Linked DNA regions of Homo sapiens: all the other regions are linked to region 3. The links are chromatin loops, found by intact Hi-C in ENCODE. Cell type or tissue: heart left ventricle. All regions are shown on one strand.

Region 1 (2,500 bases), 190 kb after region 3:
CATTCAGCTTTTACAACATTACTGCATCAAGTCATTGAGTATATCTGTTGTCCTTATACATTCCAGAGAAAATTGTAAAGCTGTTCCTATCAAAAGGTTCTGCAAGGACTTTATGTTAAATAGATTTATGTATAGGCTAAATGTGTTTTTTAAAGGAAACATGTCTATGGATGTTTATGACTATGGGCTTAGAAGTAACTGCTCACAGACTTACGGTTACTTGTGAGCTTGCCTTCAGGAATGCTAAGAAGATTCTCTGTGCCCTTAGCATATCTCCCCTATGGATTGCTGGTGCTATCAACTAATACACAGCCCTTTCTTTGTCTTAAGGTTTTATAGTCTCTTAAGTAGAATACTGCAGAGTCAATTAAGACATTTTATCTTATAAGTCATTTATGCCCCCTGGGATTTAAGGAAACAGCCTTCTGGACTAATTAAATCATGTATACTATCAAGCAATCAAGAATTTTTCAATCTTGCAATCACAGATGTTCAAAAATCTCCCAAAGAATATGTGACCACAACAACGAGAATAACAATAATAAAAACAGGCCAGGCGCGGTTGCTCACGCCTGTCATCCCAACACTTTAGGAGGCCAAGGCGGGCAGATCACTTGAGGCCAGGAGTTCAAGACCAGCCTGGCCAACATGGCGAAAACCTGTCTCTACTAAAAATACAAAAATTAGCCAGGCATGGTAGCACACGCCTGTAGTCCCAGCTACTCAGGAGGCTGAGGCACAAGAATCACTTGAACCCAGGATGCGGAGGCTGCAGTGAGCCAAGATCACGCCATTGCACTCCAGCTGGGGTAACACAGCAAGCCTTGGTCTCAAATAATAATAATAAAAAATCTAACATTTATTGAACCCTGATTGTGCTAGACAATATTATAAGCTCTTTTACATGTACTATCTCAATTATCTGTCCAATAGGAACCACTCTTATCCCCATATTACAAGGCCTCAAGAGGTTAAGTGATTTGCCCGAAGTGGAACAGCCGGTGTTCAAACCGAAACCCTGAGTCCAGAGCGTATGCCTTTCATTCCTACACCACTTTTCTTGTTCTTCTTTATCGAGAATAAAAGAAAATACCTGCTCCAAAGCATCAACTTGGTAAAATAATACCAAATTATTTTAGAACTAAGCCAAGGAGTAAGCATCTCAAAGTTTTCTTTTTTTAATATAGCAGTGTTACTTTCCTTATACCCTGCATCTGCATATACCTGCATCTATATAAACATATCTCATATGTGACCAGTGTCAATAAGAAGTGAAATATATTTCTGAAATCTCTCAATGAAGAGTTTATATTAACATTTTAAATTAATTAATTAATTAATTTGGCAAGGGACTAGAGCACACCCTACTGGCCAGCTAATAGGAAATACAGCATTTACTTAGGAGAAAATGCTTAAATGTTTAAATAATTTGAAAATAAAGTCAGGCTAGCGTCTAAAAGAAATTTGAAAAATTGTCTTGTAAACATCTAGATTATGTATCTAAATTAATGTATCCATAAGACTTGGCCAGGCGCGGTGGCTCACACCTGTAATCCCAGTACTTTGGGAGGGCGAGGCAGGTGCATCACCTGAGGTCAGGAGTTCAAAACCAACCTGGCCAACATGGTGAAACCCCGTCTCTACTGAAAATACTAAAAATTAGCTGGGCATGGTGGTGGATGCCTGTAATCCCAGCTACTTGGGATGCTTAGGCAGGTGAATCGCTTGAACCTGGGAGGTGGAGGTTGCAGTGAGCTGAGATTGCGCCATTGCACTCCAGCCTGGGCAACAAGAGCGAAACTCCATCTCAAAATAAACAAATAAATAAAAATTAATTAATTAATGTATCCACAAGACTAAAAAATTTACAACAGTTACACATTTTAAAGATGGGATAGAATTAGAAACATAATAACCACCAATAGCATTTAATGTTAAGAGAGCATTTGGTAAATGAAAGGTAGCTCAGTTAAAAATAAACAACTACGCGAACAGCCTGTCTAAAACTCATACTAAGAAAAAGCAGTGAAGCCCTGGCCCTAACACTTAAAATAATAGACTGGGAAATTAAAACCAACCTGCTCAGACTTCCACAGGCGAAGTATCCTTTTTGGGGAAAAACTAGGAAGGGAGAGCAGTACCCCTAATTAACTAATGGAAAAATGGGCTGGGCATGGTGGCTCACGCCTATAATTTCAGTACTTTGGGAAGCCAAGACAGGGAGATCACTTGAGGCCGGGAGTTCAAGACCAGTCTGACCAACACAGAGAAACCCCGTCTCTACTAAAAGCACAAAATTAGCCGACGTGGTGGTGCATGCCTATAATCCCAGCTACTCGGGAGGCTGAGGCAGGAGAATCGCTTGAATCTAGGAGGCGGAGGTTGCGGTGAGCCCAAATCACGCCATTGCACTCCAGCCTGGGCAACAAGAGCAAAACTCTGTCTCAAAAAACAAATAAAAAACAAAACAAAACAAAAAAGACAAAAAAACAGAAAAAGG
Region 2 (2,500 bases), 180 kb after region 3:
ATGAAAATTGGGAGGTGGAAGAACATGAAAATTAGGAGGCAGTGATGTGAATTAACATGTTCTTAAGTGTTTCTTGTATTTTTCAGGAGAGTAAAGATACTAGCTTTAGACTTTGCTATGTTAAGCATTTCACAATTTCTAGGTAACCACCAAAAAAGAGAAATAGAGGGTATAACTTCCAAATTGGGAGCATGAGATGAGAAAAAAATGCAACGAGTAAAGAAAAGATGCAAGAAATGAGAAAGAAAAACCCTTAAAATCAAGACAAATAGACAGTTCAAAATAGCATGGTATAAATGATTGAAATTATCAGTAAAATATATCAGTAATCATAATAATTATAAGTGAACTACACTCACCAATGGAAGACAAAGATTTTTTTAATCCAGCTCTGCGCTGTTTATAAAACAGACCAAAAACTTAAGGACACCCAAAGAGTAAAAAGAAAATTTTAGAAAAAAATACACCAAAGTACTAACCAAAAGAAAGCCATTGTGACTCCAGAAATATCAAACAGGCCAGGCGTGGTCTCTCACGCCTATAATCCCATCACTTTGGGAGGCTGAGGCAAGCAGATCACTCAAGACCAGGAGTTTGAGACCAGCCTGGCCAACATGGCAAAACTCTGTCTCTACTAAAAATACAAAAAATTAGCTGGGCATGGTGGCACACACCTGTAATCCCAGATACTCAGATGGCTGAGACACAAGAATCGCTTAAACCCAGGAGGTATAGGTTACAGTGAGCTAAGATCATGCCACTGCAGTCCAGCCTAAGCCACAGAGTGAGACTTTGTCCCAAAACAAAACAAGACAAAACAAAAAAAGAAAGAAAGAAAGTAAAGAAAAGAAGTATCAAACAAAATAGACTTTAATGCAAAAATTATTACTAGAGATAGAGGCTTACTACAAATTAACAAAATGTTGGATTTATCAGACAGATTTAACAATTCTAAACATGTATGCTCTGAATAATATAGCCTCAAAATATCAAAGTAGAAACATCAACAAAACTACTAGGAAAATGGAGTGAGGAAGGATAAACTAACAACAGAGAGAACAAAAGGAAGTTTCCATGATGAGCTACCCAGATCCCCAATGAGTTATGAAAAGCCTTATTCCTCAAGCTCCTGGGAATGCTGCCAGAACATGGCCCTTAGCTGTCAACCCTGTTTGGAGAGTGACTCAGCTGAAGAAAACTGCCTTTTCCAAGCTTACTCTTCCTTCCAAAGGCAAGCCATATCAATGACTGACCAATAAGAGTTAGAGGAAAAAAGGTCCAGCTCTCTTGCCCAAGTTAGGACAACTCCAAAGGGTCAATCCTGTTCCAGAGCTTTGCATGTAGTTAGCTAAGGCCTATGTCGTACATGGATCACAACTTAACTTCTCCCTCTGCCCAATTCTTTTTCCTCACCCTTCCTTCAACACTCTAATAAATGTCCTCCATGTTCATCTCCATCTCAAAGACTGCTTGCCAAGAAGCCAGTCTGCAACAAATATCCAGGAGAGATGCACTGGTAAGAAATTAAAAATATGGGATTAAAGGCCAGGAGAAAAAAAAAAAAGGGACTACAGGCCAGGAGAGAAAATGGGACTACAATTAGATTTTGGTGTAATTTACATAGACATCATAATAAAAGCTCAGGAATAGAATGAGATGACTAAACTAAGGAATAAGTAAAGAAAGCCTCGAAGACGCCAACATCTAAGCATACAAGGAAGAGAAGAATAAATGACCGAGCAGGACTGAGGAGAGGTATCAAAAGGTGTGACGTGTAGTGTTACCGAGGTCAAAGAACAGAAAACTTTAAGAAATTTGTAAGTGAACAGAGTCAAATGCTGTACATAAGAAAATGGCTGTTGTGGACACTTGATGTATGCTGACAATATCCATTTCCTTTTTTTCCTAGTCCATTCTTCAGTCTTACTCTGGGAAGCTATCACCTCCTCTACTCTTAGTCCTCCTCTACTCTTGGTCCTCCTCTGCACTTGAGCCTCAGATGGATTTGATTCTCCCCCCATGGTTCCAAATGAGGTCCCACATTCAGGCTTGGCCAATTGGAACATTGCACTCCCCTGGCCTTCAGTTTCGATTTGTGAGAATCAGGCCCAGGGTTTTTGTTCAAACTATTAAATAAGTTGTTTTTAAAATTTTTAATTAGATGATCCCAGGGTTTGCTGGCAGCCATCATGCCACCAAGGAACCTCAAAATGAAGTCAACACAAACATGGATAAAGCCAAAAGTTAGAGAAAGTCTTGCCCTGCATGATGTCATCTGAACATGTGAACAAAGCAATGTGTGCAGCGACATCCTAGTCTTCTCCAGTACTGATCCACTGAATTCCTTTTTTTATTTATCCAATTTGAGTTGGGTTTCCTGTCACTAAAAAAAAGTCCTAACTGATAACATGAGGATAGATATTCCATACTCAATTTTGTATTCTACTTTTTAAAAAAACTTTTATTTTAGGTTCGGGGTACATGTGCAGGTTTGTGTTAT
Region 3 (2,500 bases):
TCCAGTCCCAGAGGCAAGCCGAGTGGGTCTTCCCTCTCCCTCCAAAGACAAGGCAACTGGTGTCCGAGTCATACTCTGAGGATAAACCTATTTCCTAAGCAAAAGCCTCTCCATCATGGAAAAGCATCCACCAGCCACGGTCCTCCCCAGGCTACCTGTGGGGCCCAGGAAGGCCTGCATGAAGTCGGGAGCGGAGCTTGTTGGGCGCCTGGTATTTATCAACTCCTGTGCTCCAGCCTGGGCGACAGAGTGAGACTCTGTCTCAAAAATAAATAAGTAAAAAAGTAAATAACCTGATCCTGTCTTTATCTAGGTTTAAACAAATCTCTTGCTCATGATGACTTGTTTGCATTAATTTGTATTTTTAAAAACACTGCACTAAAATATTATTTATGTTGAATAGTTTTTTTTTGACACCCCTCCTTTAATTTTGCACCCACAGCCTCACCCTAGTCCCTGGCCTGAGCCACATCCGCTTTCCCCAGGTCTCCCATTTTATTTTGAGACAGGGGCTCACTGTCACCCAGGCTGGGGTTCAATGGCATGATCATGGCTTACTGCAGCCTCAACCCACTGGGCTCAAGTGATCCTCCTGCCTCGGCTTCCCAAAGTGCTGGGATTACAGGCTGGAGCCATCGCTCCCGGCCCTGGATACTTTTAATTTTGCAGCTGGAGAAGGGAACACAAGGGGAATGGAGGGTTTGTTGAAATTAAAGCGCACGGCGAGAAAGGATGGGTCACTAGCATCCTCCTTTTCCCTGCGCGGGTGTCCCCGGAAGCACCCCCTCCCTCGCCAAGCCCAGCTTCTGCACAGGCTCCAGGAGACGTTGCTCCGGGGTCCTGCCGGGGACACCGGGCTGCGTCCCCGTCGGCCGCCGCGCAGATGCGCACTTGGAGCAGACTCGGGTTCCGGGGCTGGGGGAAAGAGAAACCCGGGCTCCAAACCCTCCTGGAAGTCTCTTGAGGGCGCGAGCTCCGCAGAGGCAGGAGCCTCCGCGCACGTGCACGCCCGAAACTGCTAAAGCCCACGCGCGAGCTTGACCGCCGCGTGGAGGCGCCGGCTGCGGGGAGAGAAGCCGCCCCGGCCCCGGCCCCTTCCTGCGGCGCCCTCCGGCCCTGGCCCCGGCCCCAGCCGTGCGCGGGCGGCCGCTCCCCCACAAGCTGGCCTGGCTGACCCAGCGCCGCCGCTGGGCCTTCAAAGGGCGGCCGCTTCCTGTCGCCCCGGGACGGCTCGGCCGAGCCCTCCTCGTCACGGGGCGGGCGTCCCCGCCGTCACCTCCTTTGCCCTTAGTCGGGAGGACGCCCCCCTACTGCACTCCCCGGCCGAGCTGGGCAGACCCCCGTCCTCCCACCTGGGGGCTCCTCCTTCTGCTCCCTCGCCTCCCTCTGCTCTCCGGTCCCCTCCCCTCGCCCTCATCTCTGGGAAAGTTGTTTCAGCCCTGAAGTGTGCCTGAGCACGAGCACCTTCTCCTCCTCCCTGTTCCCCATACGAGTCACAGGAATGACCCAAGGCACTGGATAAAAATTCAGATTCCTGCGGACTCTGATTCCGAAGGTCTGAGTGGTGGTGTTGGGGTAGGGGTGAGGGCGCCCCAGGAATCTGTACAACTGACAAGCAGAAGAATCTAATGGAGAAACTGGGCTAGAATCAGTCACTGACTGTCCTTGCTTAAGCCCGGGAGGTTGAGGCTGCAGCGTGCTGTGATTGTGACACTGCACTCCAGCCTAGGCGACAGAGCAAGACCCTGTCTCAAAAATAAAAAGAAAAAAGAAAAAAAGAGGAAAAGGCTGGGCGCGGTGGCTCAGGCCTATAATCCCAGCACTTTGGGAAGCCAAGGCGAGCGGATCACAAGGTCATGCGTTCCAGACCAGCCTGGCCAACGTGGTGAAACCCCGTCTCTACCAAAAATACAAAAATTAGCCAAGCGTGGTGGTGCACGCCTGTGATCCCTGCTACTCAGGAGGCTGAGACAGGAGAGTTGCTTGAACCCGAGAGGCAGAGGTTGCAGTGAGCCGAGATAAAGCCACTACACTCCAGCCTGGGAGTCTCAAAAAAAAAAAAAAAAAAAAAAAGAAAGAAAGAAAGAAAGAAAAAAAAAAAGGATCACTGCCTCCTTTTCCTTCCCTTCACTGTCAAACTGCTCTCTAAGCTTTGTCCAAGCTGGCTAACCCACCATCATCAAAATCCTCCAAGTATTCTTTTTAAAGCAAAGGAATTTTTGTGTTTATATAATTTCAAACTTACTTAAAGACATTGCAAGAATATGACCAAGAACTCCTACAAACCCTGGGCCTAGTTTCTCCACGGGGGTGCATTTTGCCACACTGGCTTTATCACTGTCTCCAAATAGATAAGGATTTTTTTCTAAACCATTTATGCAAGTAAATTGCAGAGGTCATGTCTCCTATCTCTAAATACTTGGTCATGTCTTTACTGAGGACAAGGACATTCATGGCACAGTTAGCAAAAGAAAAAGACTTTTAAGGACCCCCAGTGACT

Evidence for each region. Hi-C counts contacts between places; a loop is a spot of excess contacts. Peaks named below come from ENCODE experiments on the same cell type or tissue, not always from the same donor. Only the 100,000 strongest peaks of a DNase experiment are listed, where the experiment ranks them.
Region 1: a loop joins it to region 3, with 4 times the contacts of the local background. A loop is called at or near these places in 30 of 110 quality-filtered maps.
Region 2: it touches region 3 in a loop (2.1-fold over the local background); 21 of 110 quality-filtered maps call a loop at or near these places.

What each region holds. Positions count from the first base shown.
Region 1 is chr1:8,030,251-8,032,750 of GRCh38, reverse strand. The region is part of intron 2 of ERRFI1-DT (ERRFI1 divergent transcript); the gene reads right to left. Among named protein-coding and RNA genes, the nearest start is that of ERRFI1-DT, 5.0 kb to the right of the region's middle. In heart left ventricle, a CTCF peak has its summit at 1,376; no DNase peak of the experiment used is centred here.
Region 2 is chr1:8,039,452-8,041,951 of GRCh38, reverse strand. All of the region lies in intron 2 of ERRFI1-DT (ERRFI1 divergent transcript), which reads right to left. Among named protein-coding and RNA genes, the nearest start is that of ERRFI1-DT, 14 kb to the right of the region's middle. RefSeq lists a silencer at 1,049-1,343. In heart left ventricle, no CTCF peak of the experiment used is centred here; a DNase peak (open chromatin) is centred at 1,121; H3K27ac peaks cover 444 bases.
Region 3 is chr1:8,215,979-8,218,478 of GRCh38, reverse strand. No RefSeq gene overlaps it. Among named protein-coding and RNA genes, the nearest start is that of LINC01714, 8.6 kb to the right of the region's middle. RefSeq lists an enhancer at 1,113-1,614. In heart left ventricle, a CTCF peak has its summit at 1,037; DNase peaks (open chromatin) are centred at 988 and 1,198; H3K4me3 peaks cover 1,025 bases; H3K27ac peaks cover 908 bases.